2 separate regions of the Homo sapiens genome follow, and region 2 is linked to region 1. The links are chromatin contacts, found by Hi-C or POLR2A ChIA-PET in ENCODE. All regions are on one chromosome and are shown on one strand. The core of a region is the stretch at or near the end of the contact, and the rest is flanking DNA. Distances in the headings are between cores, read along the strand shown.

Region 1 (2,700 bases), core at 1-2,500:
CCGAGGGAAAGGGGATCTAAAGACGTCGGAGTTGGGTGGGACATGGGTCTCAGGACTTCAGGACCTCAATTTGGGAGACCAGGTGGAAGTGATGGCTTAAGTGAGGTGGGGAAGTGGGGGAGACCTCAGCGACCAGCAAAACCCGCAGGTCTCTAGGACCCTGAGCTGAGGTGAGTACAACCGGCGCCCCGCTTCCCCAGCCACGTAGGCAACTGCTGCGGTACCGGCGGCTGCGGCGTGCTGTCCCCTCCCCGCCCGCAGAGGTCTGGCCTCGGAGGACCCCAACCTTGCCTCCGTCTGCTCCTTCCTTTCCGAAGCTACCTCCTGCCCCAAGCGAAGGTTCACACTCACCACCACCCCCGACACACACACACACCCACGCACACTTCCCGTCCGAGAGCCGGTTTCGCCCCCACCGCCTCCGCTTCATTCCTAGGAAGAGGCGGCCCTGTCCCTCCATCTTCGATCTGCTCCCGTCCCACCTCACGACCTCCCCGCCCCATTCCCATTCTGCTCGCACTCCCCCTCGGCTGCTCCTCTGCGATCTCAAGAGGTCCTCGCGGTCGCTTAGCCAGCTCCTACGCAGAGGCCCGCGGTACGCTCCCCAGCCCCGTGCGGGGCCCGGGCAACAGCATTCCGCCTACTCCTGGGCAACGCAAAGTAGGACAGCGTCGTGGTGAGGGCTGGGACCCTCGGAGCTGCCCGGCCCGCTCCCCACCTGGTAATAGGCCCTCTGCAGGTAGTTGTAGGGCTCCCGACGGCGGAAGGCGTCCCGGAGCGCGCTCCCCACGCGAAGCCGCGCCGCGCCCCCGGGGCCCAGCCTCCGTGCTGCGCACTGGGTCAGGCAGTCTGCGCGGCGGAGCGCTGCACGGAGAAGCTGTCGCTCCCAGGACCCCTGCGTGGGTCCCGGCCCGGAGTCGGGCTCCGGGGCCCCGAGAAGCACGGCGGGGAGCGCGGCGCCCGGATCGGCCGCGCAGCTCGCCCCGCAATCCAGCCGCACCCGGCCCAGCGCCGCCTGGCTCCGCAGCGCCTCCCGCAGCAGCGCCACGGCCGGCGCCCAAGCCCCGGCCGCGTAGGCGCGCAGCCCGTCAGCGTAGAGCAAGTCGGGGGCCTGCGGGGGCGCCCCCGGGGACAGCTGGGTCAGGCCGGGGGGCTCAGGGGACCCCGGGGGAGGCAGCAGCAGCAGTAGCAGCAGCGGCCGGAGGAGCCGGAGCATGATGTCGGAGCCGCCGGCAGCCGAGGGGAAATGCGGGAGCCGAGAGGGAGGGAGAGGAAAGGGGGGAAGGGGAGGGAGGGGGAGGAAGGAGAGATGGAGAGGCGGAGGGAGAGGGAGAAATAATGAGGGAGGCCGAGAGAGAGAGAGAGAGAGAAGATGGGGCTGAGACCCGATGGTGGGAGAGGCCCATGTGAAAAGATGGAGAGAGAAGAGTGCTGAGTGGACAAAGCTGGTCTAGTGTGGAATAAGAGGGAGAAACTGGGAGGAGGAGGGCAAAAGGCGGGAACTGGAGCAGGCCTGGGCATCCATGAAGGATGACTTCAGCCCCAGCGGTGACTTCAGCCCCTGAGGTCTGGGGGTAACTACTGGGGCTGTGTTCCCTCCACACACACGCTTCTGGGTCCAGAAAAAGGAGTGTGGACGCCGATCCCCCCCTCGCCCCCCCCCACCCCCCCACACTCATCCACCCCTGCACTCCCACCCCCCCACACTCATCCACCCCTGCACTCCCACCCCCCCCACACACTCATCCACCCCTGCACTCCCCCACACACACACTCATCCACCCCTGCACTCCCACCCCCGCCCACACACACACTCATCCACCCCTGCACTCCTTTGGAGAAAGAGCTTTAAAATGCAGCAAGGAGGAGGTGTCCAGGCCCGGGACACTGCATCAGCCCCAAAACCTTTCCTGCCCATAAAGTGAGCCCCTGCATGGATTTGAGGTTAGAAGGAGAGTTGGGCACTGGGGCTGGAGCCACGCTCTAAAACCACCTCAACAAATCTGAACAGAGATCCTTCATACCCCAACCAACGAAGATGTGTGTCCTCAAGCCCCGCCCCCAGCAGGATATGCTCCTCCCAGCCTTCCCTGTGCGAGGCTGCCTGGTGGAGCATGTGATCATTTCTCCATGTGTCCTTCTGTGCCTCTGTCTGCTGCCCCTGCTCTGTCGTGTCCCCTGTGAGCCACTCCACCCTCCAAGCCCCTTTCCACCGCAGTACACTGGACACTGAGGTTTCCATGGCAACACTTCAGACTTTAATACATATTGCTAGGGGTGATGGAAGCTGAGTAGGGCATCTGGTCACTTGGATGGGAGAGAGCAGGGCCTTCTGAGCCCCAAATCTAGCGCCCGTCTCCCCAGAGTCTGGAGGCAGCTGCCCTACTCTCGGCCAGAATGAGGTGTTACTCACTCAGGCTTTCTCCTCTGAGTTCAGCAGGCCTGCTTGGGCTCACAGGGTCAGCTGGGGAAAGATGGGGTTGCCTGGGCCCCAGGATCCTCCCCAAGCCCTTGCACTTTCTTCACCCCCCGTCAGGGAGCAGCGTCTCCCTGCGCTTAGTCCCAAAGGAAGTCCAACGGCTCTGCTCTCAGGGGACCCAAGGGAGAGTCGGCGGGGTGAGAGGCCCAGTGGCCGGGGCCGACGAGGAGAGTGCCCTGGTGAGGCAGTCGGAGAAGGCAGAGGTGTCTCATCGATGAAGG
Region 2 (2,700 bases), core at 3-2,502, 86 kb before region 1:
ATGGCTGGGATCTCCTCGGGTGGAAGGGAAGGAAGGAGAAAGATAAGAGGCTTAGAGGGGTGGAGCCTGAGATCAATGGGCGGGGCGGGAGGCTGGGAGGGATGGGAAAGAGGTTACTGCAGTGGGTGGGGGGTGGGTAGGGAGGCGCTGGCTGCAGTCTAGGGCTGTAGAAGGGATTCCCCCTCCCCCCTGGGAAGAGGAGAAGGTCAATGCAGTGAGGAAGGGGAGGTCACTGCAGTGGGGGGCGGGGTAAGATCAAATGATGAGATGGGAGAACACTGCAGTGAGGAGGGGAGGGGCACGACAGTGGTTCCCGCGCCTCTTTGCAGCTTGGCCAGCCGGTGGGGTTCCCCCAGATCTCCTCAGAGCGGAATGGCTGCCAGGCTTGCATTTCTCCTGGGAGCCAAGAAGAGGATGGGCTGCCTGGGCCTCTCTTCCAGAGCCCCCATACCTCCCCAACTTAACACCCCAGCTGCCTGAACACTGCCCCTTCCCCAAGGTCCCACTCTCTCCCAAACGTGTATCCCTCCTCTTCCCGCGAAAGGCGCATGCAATACAGGTGTCGGGGAAGAGGGTCCTGAGAAAGGCCCTGCAGTCCCTGGGGGTTGCAGCGGGAAGTGAAGAGGATAAGAGCCGGTGGGGAGTGGAGGCGAGCTGGGCCTGTCCTCCCCTCTGCGCCTCGACAGATCCCCACTTCTTCCATCTCTCCCCCGTGCAGCAGAGGGGAGGAAGCGCGAACGGAGAGGGGCGCCGTGGGGAAGAGCAGGAGAGAGGGGAGTCCAAGGGAAGTCTGGGGGAGGTGAGGAACGGTGAGAGAAGACATTTCCCCAAATGCAAACCAAAAGGGACGCTCTAGGATAAAAATGCACCGCCCGGAGAGGCTCCCAACTTAGAAACAAATAGAACCGTAGATGAGGGCGAGCACCGGGAGAGAGGCAGGCAAGGGTGGAGAGGCGCAGTTAGAGATAGGCGCGCAGAGGGCCAGAAAGCGAAGGCAGCGGGCGGGGAAGGCCAGGGAGGGAAGGCGCCCTGGGCGCGGGCGGCGGAGCAGGTGCGCAGCTGCACCGGGCCAGAGATGCGGAGAGGTGCGCAGCGGCACCGGGTAAAGGAGGCAGGGGCGCCGCGGCGAAGGGAGGGGGCCACAGGGGCTCTGGGCCTGGCGGGGGCTTCACCTCGGGACTGCAGACTCAGACGGTGGTAGTGGCGGTGGCGGTGGCGGTGGCGACGGCGGCGCTGAGAGAGCGGGAGTGGCAGTGGCGGCGGCGGCTGCGGCTCCCGGGCGGCGGGCGGAGGAGGCGCCTATAGGGCCGCGCGGGCGCATGTGACCCGGAGCCCCCGATGAGTCAGGAGCTGCCGGCGGAGGCGCACGTACGAGCGCGGGTGGGGGACCGACGAGGGTGGAGTGGGGAAGGGAGGAGGATGGGGGAAGGGTGGGGGCACCCACGACCTGGCCCCAGCGCACACAAGCGCTCATACCCACGGCCCGACCCACTCGACAGTAACAGGCAGAGCCGCACCCCTGTAGCCCGGGTACGAAGGCCCACACTGCCAGTGAAGCCCAAGACAGCCTCAATGTCTCACAAACCCGGTCAGACACAGGAGCATCACTCTGTTTCTTTATTGGAAATCCGAACACCCCAGCCGCCTTCGCAAGTCTCTCCAACCACTCCTACCAGCACCCCGCGGCCCACGCGGTCTTGGCTCTCACCCACGCCTGCCCGAGGGCGGCCCCCGGCCTAGGCTCCAGGCAACGCTCAGGCCTAGGCACCCCATTCTGCACCCCACACTGCCCAGAGGACCGGCACAGAGCAGATCCTGGGCCTCAGGTTGTGATGAATTTCCAGCTTTGGGGCAAAAACAGGCATCCTCTGTTCTCTGTCATACATGTGGTGGCTGCCCCTGGGAGTCTGATCAGGTCTGAAGGCCAGCGTCTTTGATCTCCTGGAGGTAGAAGACAGAAGTAAATAGGGACCAGGCGCTGTGGCTCACCCCTGTAATCCCAGCACTTTGGAAGGCGGAGGCGGGCAGATCACGAGGTCAGGAGATCCAGACCATCCTGGCTAACGTGGTGAAACCCCGTTTCTACTAAAAATACAAAAATTAGCCAGGCGCGGTTGCATGCGCCTGTAGTCCCAGCTACTCGGGAGGCTGAGGCAGGAGAATTGCTTGAACCCAGGAGGTGGAAGTTGCAGTGAGCTGAGATTGTGCCACTGCACTCCAGCCTGGAGACTAAGCAAGACTACCTCGCAAAAAAAAAAAAAAAAAAAAAAAAAAAACAAACAGAGGTAAATAAAGCCTCTCCCCTATCTAAAGTGCCTGGCGGCCACCCTCATCTCTTCAGTCTCTTTTTGCCTCACTCTGCCCTCTTTTCTTCCCCCATCTCTGTGTCCTGTTTTTAGCTTCAGATTTTTTGTGCTGGATCTTCCTCTCCTGCTTCTCTCCTAGGTCCAGCTGCATACACCACCAACTTTCCCCTGCAGCCCCTACCATGCACCCACACCTGTCCTTTCCTAGCCGACTTCACTCTGTGTCAGGTATGGCTGCCCCACCCCCCACCAACTCCTCTGCCTGCCACCCCAATTCTTTTCACTTACTCTTCTGGCCTCCTAAGTCTTTCTCAGCTGGTCCCAGGCCCCTTGGGTCCCTTTTCCTCTCCCTGACTCCTAACCCTCCTCTCTTTAAGGGTCCTGCTTGTCTGAT

What was found. Hi-C counts contacts between places; a loop is a spot of excess contacts on that map. ChIA-PET counts read pairs that join two places held with the same protein, here RNA polymerase II (POLR2A). Pooled maps may share reads with other maps.
Region 2: a loop to region 1 is called in a pooled map, with 2.1 times the contacts of the local background. The contact joins the promoter of ENO2 here to the promoter of P3H3 in region 1. A Hi-C loop is called at or near these places in 2 of 50 pooled maps. POLR2A ChIA-PET finds 5 or more read pairs at or near these places in 6 of 52 experiments (H1, HepG2, OCI-LY7 and 3 more).

What each region holds. Positions count from the first base shown.
Region 1 is chr12:6,826,957-6,829,656 of GRCh38, reverse strand. P3H3 (prolyl 3-hydroxylase 3) reads right to left here and starts at 1,250. Exons shown (of 15, transcript NM_014262.5): 1 at 719-1,250. The coding sequence starts at 1,216. It overlaps GPR162 (G protein-coupled receptor 162), which reads right to left. Exons shown (of 5, transcript NM_019858.2): 5 at 2,236-2,700. The coding sequence ends at 2,453. RefSeq lists enhancers at 1-318, 568-627, 366-867, 2,025-2,593 and a silencer at 778-887.
Region 2 is chr12:6,913,132-6,915,831 of GRCh38, reverse strand. ENO2 (enolase 2) reads right to left here and starts at 1,252. Exons shown (of 12, transcript NM_001975.3): 1 at 1,173-1,252; 2 at 1-11. LRRC23 (leucine rich repeat containing 23) reads right to left here. Exons shown (of 8, transcript NM_001135217.2): 8 at 1,603-1,941. RefSeq lists enhancers at 1-259, 260-901, 1,580-1,749, 1,780-1,849 and silencers at 1,258-1,448, 980-1,469.